2 separate regions of the Homo sapiens genome follow, and region 1 is linked to region 2. A link is a contact called in ENCODE Hi-C data. All regions are on one chromosome and are shown on one strand. The core of a region is the stretch at or near the end of the contact, and the rest is flanking DNA. Distances in the headings are between cores, read along the strand shown. Region 1 holds the start of KLC2-AS2 (KLC2 antisense RNA 2). Region 2 holds the start of AIP (AHR interacting HSP90 co-chaperone).

Evidence for each region. A loop is a pair of places that touch in the nucleus more often than their neighbours do. Pooled maps may share reads with other maps.
Region 1: a loop to region 2 is called in a pooled map, with 8 times the contacts of the local background. The contact joins the promoter of KLC2-AS2 here to the promoter of AIP in region 2. A Hi-C loop is called at or near these places in 4 of 50 pooled maps.

What each region holds. Positions count from the first base shown.
Region 1 is chr11:66,265,559-66,270,478 of GRCh38, forward strand. KLC2-AS2 (KLC2 antisense RNA 2) reads right to left here and starts at 2,853. Exons shown (of 3, transcript NR_186342.1): 1 at 2,741-2,853; 2 at 2,497-2,650; 3 at 1,991-2,273. KLC2 (kinesin light chain 2) reads left to right here. Exons shown (of 16, transcript NM_001318734.2): 12 at 97-205; 13 at 296-454; 14 at 535-659; 15 at 875-932; 16 at 1,315-2,302. The coding sequence ends at 1,398. It overlaps RAB1B (RAB1B, member RAS oncogene family), which reads left to right and starts at 3,081. Exons shown (of 6, transcript NM_030981.3): 1 at 3,081-3,135. The coding sequence starts at 3,122. KLC2-AS1 (KLC2 antisense RNA 1) reads right to left here and starts at 128. Exons shown (of 6, transcript NR_186327.1): 1 at 1-128. RefSeq lists enhancers at 651-1,533, 2,290-2,339, 2,640-2,689, 2,810-3,139, 3,300-4,181 and silencers at 1,790-1,839, 1,860-2,179.
Region 2 is chr11:67,479,370-67,484,385 of GRCh38, forward strand. It overlaps AIP (AHR interacting HSP90 co-chaperone), which reads left to right and starts at 3,657. Exons shown (of 6, transcript NM_003977.4): 1 at 3,657-3,888. The coding sequence starts at 3,790. RefSeq lists an enhancer at 3,499-3,558.

The DNA.
Region 1 (4,920 bases), core at 1,603-4,102, 1.2 Mb before region 2:
GGAGGTCCATGCTTCCTCAGGGCCCACTGTGGGCTGGGTGCCAGGATGGGCCCTGGGTCTGGGGGAACATGGAGTTTGAGACTGTCCCATCCACAGCCCCACAGTCAACACCACCCTGCGCAGCTTGGGGGCCCTATACCGGCGCCAGGGCAAGCTGGAAGCCGCGCACACACTAGAGGACTGTGCCAGCCGTAACCGCAAGCAGGTGGGGCTCCATGCAGGAGGGGGTGGGCAGACACCTGTGTGGCCCTGGGTGTGGTCCATTCACTGCCTGATGCCCCTGCCCCTCCCTCAGGGTTTGGACCCCGCAAGCCAGACCAAGGTGGTAGAACTGCTGAAAGATGGCAGTGGCAGGCGGGGAGACCGCCGCAGCAGCCGAGACATGGCTGGGGGTGCCGGGCCTCGGTCTGAGTCTGACCTCGAGGACGTGGGACCTACAGCTGAGTGGAATGGGGTGAGTCCGGGGCCTGGGCCGGGTCGGGCTGGGAGCCTAGGTGGCCAGCGGGGCCTAGAGGCAAGCCTGTCCACCTGCAGGATGGCAGTGGCTCCTTGAGGCGCAGCGGTTCCTTTGGGAAACTCCGGGATGCCCTGAGGCGCAGCAGTGAGATGCTGGTAAAGAAGCTGCAGGGGGGCACCCCCCAGGAGCCCCCTAACCCCAGGTGAGCCCCCCACCAAGGTGAGCCTCAAGAACCACCCAGCAACCCCGGATGAGCTCCTGACCCAGAGTGTGCCCCACTGACCCCAGGCAACCTCCCCATCCCTCTCAGGCTCCACCACCCACCAGTCTGTTCCCTCCCCAGCCCCACCCTTCTCCCTGCCCCCATCTCCCGTGAGTTCCTCCTTGGGCAAATCCCAGGCTGTCCTTTTCCCTCAGGATGAAGCGGGCCAGTTCCCTCAACTTCCTCAACAAGAGCGTGGAAGAGCCGACCCAGGTAGGGGCAGGCGGGTGTCTGGGCACTGGGCAGCTGCGGCCGGGGCTGCATGCGTGCTGCCAAGCTTCCCTCCAGCATGCCTCTTCATCCAGCAACAGTTCCTGGCTCTGTCTCAGGCCTACTTTGGGCTGGACAACGGGGAGACACGAGGGGAACCCAGCCTCTCCTGGGGGTGGACGTGTAAACGGCCAGTGCTAACACCGTCACTGTGGAGATGGACGGGAGTGTCAGGGCACCAGGGTGTGGCCTTGGGTCAGAACTGCCATTGCCTCTGCCCAGCTCAGGGATTCCGGCTGCCTCTGCCAGGTCAGACCCCTTCAGGCCAGGGAGGCACAGACTGGCAGCAGCACAGGGCTGAGCCACCTGCCCCCTCTGCCCACAGCCTGGAGGCACAGGTCTCTCTGACAGCCGCACTCTCAGCTCCAGCTCCATGGACCTCTCCCGACGAAGCTCCCTGGTGGGCTAATGCTGAAGGGGCAGCCAGTCACCAGAGCGCCCACCTGGCACACCCCCCTCACCCCAGCCCTGCGCATGGGCCTGCTGCTTGTCCCGCCTGTCTCTCCCACAGCCCCTGTCTTTTCTGTTCAATCTCAGGGTAACCTTCTCCCTTGTCATCTCAGCCTGAGCCCTGGAGGCTGGGCCTGCCCACTCCAGCTCCATCCCTTATTTATTCCTTCCAGCAGGGCCCTCTTCCCTAGGTTCGGGCCAGCAGGAGGTGCCGGCTGGAGTCTCCACCATAGACTCAGTGGCCTGGCCTCCCCAGACCCCAGAGCCAAGAACACTAAGCACTCGCCGGCCCTTCGGCACCCTCGCCCTCCCTCCCGACTCAACCCGGCCGTTGCTTCTGTATATAGAGAAATAAGTTATTGGCCGCGCGCCTCCCTTCAGTCCACGGTACTACCCGGGCCTCCCCTCGTCCCTCTTCTAGTGGTACCGCCCAGGCCTTAATCACCCCCATTCCGTGCGGTGGTATCTCCCAGGCTCTACATTCTCGGGAGCGGCGCCTCCCAAGGGGGTCCTGGGACCTTCTCGCGCTCCTCCTGGCCTCTGAGGGATGCGTCCTACCCGCGCCATCGCCCCGTGGCCCAGGACGGGGACCTCCCCTTAGTCCGTCCTCCCACCGCCGGGCCCTGCCCCGCATCCCGGCCTTATGCACTGCCCCTCCCACCCGGCCCCGCCCAGGCACGGCCGACCCCGCCCCGGGCACCGCCCACCGAGCCATCCTGCCTCGCCTCCCCCCACGCCTGCAGCTTCTCGCGAGGGGCGGCGACGGTCCCCTGGTGGCAGGAGGGGCTCCCCCTGTTGCGGGTGAGGCGGCTGCTCTCATATTTTCAGATGTTGCTGTAGAAATAAAGACGGTTTAAATCTGAGCTGGGCTTGTTTTGAGACGGAGGTCGGGGGCCCCCAGCGTCTCTAGACTGGGGTGGAGCCGGGAAGGGTCGTGCGTGAGTGGGGGACAGTGTGTCTCGCTCAACCGCTGTCCGCGCAGCTGGGCCCAGATATTGTGCCCCACCCCGGAATTGCGTGAGGGGCCCACAAGTCAGGCTTTCCCTAAAACACTCACTTGTGGGGTTCTGGAGACCGCGGGCTCTTATGAGCTCTGCTCCTCACAAAGTTTTTGACCTTGAGTGAGTTTCCCGAGACTCAGTTTTTTCATCTATGAAATGCGGGTGATGACGCGCGGCTGCGAGTTAGGACTGCCCAGTACACGAAGAACCCTGGACAAATGTACTTTTATTAGTCTTACTAGAACCCACATTCTCATTTAATGTTCACAACGTGGGTATTGGGAGGGCAAGGATGACTACCTCCGTCAGACAGATGTGAAACGTGCCAAGCCCAGCCCTAAATTGAGCTTTCTAAACACCGAGTCGCGGTCAGGCTTTCCAGCACTGTCCTCAAGCCTGAGTGCGTCCGGAGTGCAAACTACAAGCCCCAGAAGGCAATGCGCCAGCAGTGATGGGAGTGGGCGCGGAGGCGCGGGCTCCCCGACTACGCCTGCGCAGCGGGGCTGAGTTGGAGAACGTCTTAGACTACAAGTTCCGGGAATCAGCGCGGCGAGGCCTGAGAAGAAGACGTTTGCGCCTGCGCGTCGCGGGCGGGGCCTCTGGGGCGGAGCGGCCACCATCTTGGAACGGGAGGCGGAGCAGAGTCGACTGGGAGCGACCGAGCGGGCCGCCGCCGCCGCCATGAACCCCGAATAGTGAGTGAGCCCCGCCCGCGCCGTCCAGCGCAGCCTCGATCCCGAATACAGGGCTGTACGCTTACCGGGGTTGTCTGGCCCGGGTCAGGACTGTGCGGCGCCCCCACATCCGGGTCCCTCTTCCGCTGACCCCCCCCCACATCCGGGTTCTGCCCCTCCCCCCAGGGGCCCCAGGACCCCGGCTCAAAACCCCGAGCCCTCGCACCCGGGGCCCAGACGTGGCGACCCCCAGGGGCAGCTCTTGGAGCTCGAGACATCGGTCCTACCAGGCCTTATCGGTCAGATGACCCCGCAGTCCCGGTCACTTCAGGCCTCAGTTTCCCCACCTGCTGCTTGACAACTGTCCCGGAGTTTTGGAGCCCGTCTTGATAGTTTCTGGTCTCGGGTTCAGGCTTGGGCCCTTTAGGTCGGGCAGTGAATCCCTCTACCCTTCTCTTTCTCCTGAAGCCCGGCTCCTGGGGCCGGCCCAGAAGCTAGCCAACTACGCGGGAGGCCCCGAAGCGCCGCTTGGGTCGCGTCTCCCGCAGGTCCTCTCTTCCGGGGCTGCCTCCTACCCTTTGCCTGGGTCGCGCTGTCCTGTCGCTCCCGCCGGTCCGTCCTTTCCCGCCCTCTCCTCGCTTTTGCTCAGGCCCCCAACGCCACCGTCACACCCCTTCCCTTGGCTGTCACACTGCCTGTGAAGTTTAGATGAATATGGAATTTGCTCTCCCCCTTCCTGTGGGATTCTCTGGTCCTCAAACTCTCCTCACTCTTGGTCACTCCCCCTGCGGGTAGGTGGCCCACATCTCATGCCCAGGACTAATAGTTTTCCCCAAGTATCAGTTATCTTCTTCCTTTTCTGCCACTTCCTTTTTCTACTCCACATCCAGGTCTCAGATTTCCTTGGGGAAGGGTGAAGCTCTGAGCTGGATTGGGAGGGGAACAGAGAAGGGAACCAGCAGGCTCTCGAAGGGACTTTGGAGTCTGAGAAACCTGGTTTGAGTCTTAAAGCGATAAACTGTGTAAGTTAGGGCAAGTCACTTCCCTTCTCTGGCCTCTGGTTTCCTCATTAGTTGACAATGACAAAACTGACTTCATTGAACTGTTGTGAAGATTAAATGAGATGATGCATTTAAAGTACTTCACACAGGGTCCGTCCACAGGTTGGAACTCAAGTATATTAAATGTGATTACCTTTTGCCTTTTTTTTTTTTTATTTTGAGACAGGGTCTCTCTCTGTCACCCAGGCTGGAGTGCAGTGGCGTGACGATGGCTCACTGCAGTCTCCAACTCTTGGGCTGAAGCAGTCCTCCTGCCTTGTCCTCCTGAGTAGCTGGGAATACAGAGGCACACCACCACACCTGGCACATTTTTTAATTTTTTGTAAAGACAGGGTCTCGATATGTTTCCCAGCCTGATCTCAAACTCCTGGGCTTAAATGATTCTCGTGCCTCGGGCTTCCAAAGTGTTGGGATTACAGGTGTCAGTCACTGCACCCAGCCTTAAGTGCAATTTTCACTGCAACTTGACCACCTCTTCCTGGTGACTTCATAACAGGTTTTTGTTGTTGTTGTTGTTGTTGTTGTTGTTGTTGTTGTTGTTGTTGTCTCCAAAGAGATGGGGTTAGCCGGGTGCGGTGGCTCAGGCCTGTAATCCCAGGACTTTGGGAGGCCGAGGTGGGTGGATCACGAGGTCAGGAGATCGAGACCATCCTGGCCAACATGGTGAAATCCCGTCTCTACTAAAAATACAAAAATTAGCTAGTCATGGTGGCGCATGCCTGTAATCCCAGCCACTCTGGAGGGT
Region 2 (5,016 bases), core at 2,407-4,906:
TCTGATCATGGCTCACTGCAGCCTCAGCCTCATGGGCTCAAGGGATCCTCCTGCCTCCCAAGTAGTTAGAACCACAAGCGCGTGGTACCATGCCCAACTACATTTTTTGATTTATTTGTAGAGACAGGGTCTTGCTATGTTGCTCAGGCTGCTCTCGAACTCCTGGCCTCGAGTAATCCTCCTGCCTTGACTTCTAAAATTGTTGGGATTATAGGCATGAGCCACCATGCCTGGCCTTCTAATTTGTTAAAGCAGTCTATAGATTATGTTGGATTTTCTATACCGATATAATCTGCCAACAATGACAGTTTACTCTCGTTTCTTTTTCTTGGCTTATTGTTTTGGCCAGGACTTCTTTTTTTAAAAAAAATTAAATTTCTTTTATTTTTTTGGATATAGGGTCTTGCTCTGTTGTGCAGGCTGGAGTGCAGTGGTGAGATCATAGCTCACTGCAGCCTCGATCTCCTGGGCTCAAGGGATCATCCTGCCTCAGCCTCTTTAGTAGCTGGGACTACAGGCATGTGCCACTATGCCCAGCTAATTTTCTTTCTTTTTTTCTTTTTGTAAAGACTGGGTCTTGCTATCTTGCCCAAGTTGTTACTCATGGGCTCAAGCTATCCTCCTGCCTCAGCCTCCCAAAGTGCTGGGATTCTAGGCAGGACTTCTAACACTTACTGATCAGCATCATTCCTAGAGAGCATCATTGCCTTGTTCCTGATCTTGAAGAAATTGTGGATACTTATTCCATCATACTTAATTGTATGCAGCTTTTATCAACCTGAGAAAATTCCTCTTTGTTCCTAACTGTGAGTTTTTATCATAAATAGTCACAGAAGTTCATAAAATGCTTTTTCTGCATATTTTGAGATAACCATATGCATTTTCTCCTTTAGTTAACCGACGTGGTGAATTACAGTAATAGATGTTTATAATGTTGAACCATTCTTACATTCTTGGAATAAACTCTACTTGATCTTCATGCATTTTCTTTGGAAAAAAAATTCTTTTTTTTTTTTTTGAGACAGTCTCGATCTGTCATCAGGCTGGAGTGCAGTGGTGTGATCTCGGCTCACTGTAACCTCCACCTCCTGGGTTCAAGCGATTCTCCTGCCTCAGTCTCCCTGAGTAGCTGGGATTACAGGCGCCTGCCACCACGCCTGGCTAATTTTTATATTTTTAGTAGAGACGGGGTTTCACCATGTTGGTCAGGCTGGTCTTGATCTCTTGACCTCGTGATCTGCCCGCCTCGGCCTCCCAAAGTGCTGGGATTACAGGCGTGAGCCACCGTGCCAGCCCGGAAAAAAAAATTATTCTTTTTTTTTTTTGGAATGAAGTTTCGCTCTTGTTGCCCAGGCTGGAGTGCAATGGTGCAATCTCGGCTCACTGCAACCTCTGCCTCCCGGGTTCAAGCGATTCTCCTGCCTCAGCCTCCTGAGTAGCTGGGATTATAGGTGCCCGCCACCACGCCTGGCCAATTTTTGTATATTTAGTAGAGACGGGGTTTCACCATGTTGACCAGGCTGGTCTTGAACTTCTGACCTGAGGTGATCCACCTGCCTCAGCCTCCCAAAGAGCCGGGATTACAGGCGTGAGCCACCACGCCCGGCAAAAAAATTATTCTTAATTGTGGTAAAATACACATAACATAACATAAAATTTACCATCTCAACCGTTTTGAAGTGTATACTCAGTGGCGTTAAGTATATGCACACTGTTATGCAACCAATTTCCAGAACAGTTTCGTCTTTCAAAACAGAAATTCTACACTCATCAAAGAACAAGTCTCCATTTCCCACCCCCCTGCCCCCAGCCCTTGGCAATCACCATTCTGCTGTCATTTTTTTTTTTTTTTGAGATGGAGTCTTGCTCTGTCGCCCAGGCTGGAGTGCAGTGGCGCGATCTTGGTTCAATGCAACTTCTGCCTCCTGGGTTCAAGCGATTCTCCTGCCTTAGCCTCCCGAGTAGCTGGGATTACAGGCACGTGCCACCATACCCAGCTAATTTTTGTATTTTTCGTAGAGATGGGGTTTCTCCATGTTGGCCAGGCTGGTCTCAAACTCCTGACCTCAGGTGATCTGCCTGCCTTGGCCTCCAAAAGTGCTGGGATTACAGGTGTGAGCCACCGCGCCCGGCCCTGCTTTCTGTCTTTGTGAATCTGACTACTCTAGGTACCTTACATAAGTAGAATAATACAGTATTTTCCTGTATGTGACTGGTACTGTTATTTCACTTAGCATATTGATGCTTTTTTTTTTTTTTTGAGATGGGGTCTCACTCTATCACCCAGGCTGGAGTGCAGTGGTGCGATCTTGGCTCACTACAACCTCCATCTCCTGGGCTCAAGCAATCCTCCAGCCTCAGCCTGCTGAGTAGCTGGGACCACAGGCGTGCACCACCACACCACCTAATTTTTTGTATTTTTGGTGAAGATGGTATTTTGCCATGTTGTCCAGGCTGGTCTTGAACTTGTGAGCTCAAGGAGATCCAGGAGATCCACTTGCCTTGGCCTCCCAAAGTGCTGGTATTAGAGGCATAAGCCACCACACCTGCCCCATACTGATGCATTTTTACATGACATTAGTGAATTCAATTAGCCTAGTATTTTATTTAGAATGTTTCATATCAGCTGGGCGCTGTGGCTCACGCCTGTAATCCCAGCACTTTGGGAGGCCGAGGTGGGCGGATCACGAGGTCCGGAGATTGAGACCATCCTGGCTAACACGGTGAAACCCTGTCTCTACTAAAAATACAAAAAATTAGCCGGGCATGGTGGCGGGCGCCTGTAGTCCCAGCTGCTCGGGAGGCTGAGGCAGGAGAATGGCGTGAACCCGGGAGGCAGAGCTTGCAGTGAGCTGAAATTGTGCCACTGCACTCCAGCGTGGGTGACAGAGCGAGACTCCGTCTCAAAAAAAGAAAAACAAAAGTTGTTTTAGCCCCAAAGTACCTCATTTCTCTTTTCTTTTAATTTAATTTTTTTTTTTTGTTTTGTTTTGAGACAGCATCTCGCTCTGTCGGCTAGCCTGGAGTGCAGTGGCACGAACACGGCCCACTGCAGCCTCGAACTCCTGGGCTCAAGCGATCCTCTCGCCTCGGCCTCCCAAAGTGGTGGGGTTACAGGGCCACCGCGCCCGGCGCTAAAGTACCTCATTTCTATCATTCATCGATTATTCCCTAATATTAATTGGGCACAACTATGACTCATTTCCGACCCCGCAATGGGCTCTCTTGGTCTCCTTCTCCACCTTTCTTTCCCTCTTCCTCTTTTTATTTTTTGAAAGAGGAAGATCCAGGATGCAAGAGTCCCGACAATCATACTAGATATGCGAAAGAGAAAAAGCCGGAAGAAAATACACAAAAATCATAACACTTTGAGGGTGTGGCTTACGGGTGTTTTTTTTTTTTTTCATTTTCCTAACTCTGCAGTGCTGTTATATTCCATCCACAACTTCAAACAAAGTGCCACACGGCCGCAGTCCCAATCAATTCAATGACAATTGTTAGGGACGTCCTCGTCCCGCCCGGCCCGCGGACCCCGGCCCTTCCTCCTTGACAGGCTGGGGTCCAGCCCCGAGACATTCCTAGGCTCCGCCCCCGAGCAGACGCGCGCGCTCAGCCCCAGCGCAGAGAACCAATCACCATCCGTTTCCACGCTCAGTCCCTTTTGGCTTCTGCCCTCAACCAAAATGGCGCTAGCTCGGAAGCTGCCGAGGTGCTAGGAGTTGCCGAAGCAAGTCCGGAAGCTACCGAGCGAGTCCGGAAGTTGCCGAAAGGGAGCAGCGGGGAAGGAGGATGGCGGATATCATCGCAAGACTCCGGGAGGACGGGATCCAAAAACGTGTGATACAGGAAGGCCGAGGAGAGCTCCCGGACTTTCAAGATGGGACCAAGGTTCGTGTCTACCCTACCCTTCTCCCCCTCTGCGGCGTGGTGCGCATGCGAGGCGGGAGGAGGCCTTAGGCGAGAGGTTGCGCATGCCCAGAGGGCAGCGTCCACTGCCCCTACCGCTCACATGCAGAACTCGACGCTGATTGGGCTGAATTTAAGTAGGGGGTGAATTCGGGCCTGTCTGCCCCGCCCCCTGGCTCGGCCTTGTAGCAGCATTGGTGGGGGAGGCCGTCAGTCATCACAAGCGGGTTGGGGTTGGGGGTTGATCTCAGTGCTTGGGCAGACCCCACGCTGGAGGAAACCCAGGGCCGGGAGTGGTCCTCGGGTATCTGGGTTTCAAGGCTCATGATCCTTTGTAGATGGAAGGGCCTTCTGAAAACACTTAGACCAACTGCCGCTGTTTAGAGTGGAAAACCAAGACCCTGGGACGTGCAAAGCCGGAGAACGGGCCCAGAGGTCAGGTCTCCCAGACAGGGACTCTTTAGCAGCCTTCCTGCTGCACTAGGGGCTTGTTGGGACAGATGAGGGTTGGGAAGTAAAGAACCTCCCACTTTTCTCCTTTTTGCCAGGCCCCCAGATCCAGCCCCTCTGCCCGCTTCTCCCCCAACCTACAACTCCAGGCTTCCCTGCTTCTCCTGTAGTTGCCTCCTCCCGGAGTGCTTTTCCCAGCTGCCACTTGTTTGCAGAGTAGGGAACCTCCCAGGGGCAGCCCCTGTGCCCAGCAGAGCAGTCAGGCAGGACATGCACATTGAGCAAATGAGCACATGCCCCCTGGCCAGCACCGTGCCGAATCGGGCAGCTAAGCATCCTAGCCCAGTGCAGTATAAGTGCCCTGAGAGCAGAGGGGAGCTGCATGGCTGGAGTGATCCGCTGTATGAAAAGATATCTTCTCTAAGAAGAGACAGGATGTGTGGTGTGGGTTCATGCCCCCATGTGCTGGGGGGTTGGTGGCGTTGGAAGAAGGGGCTGGCAAGGGGGATCCTGGATGGAACAGACATCAGAAGGAGAGATGTGAACAATGGCACCCCAAGATCAGAAACAGGTGGTGTTAAATAACCAATCGCCAGCACTGATTGAGTGCTCACTATTCGAACATTGTGCTACATGCTTCACACGTTTATTTCCTACAAT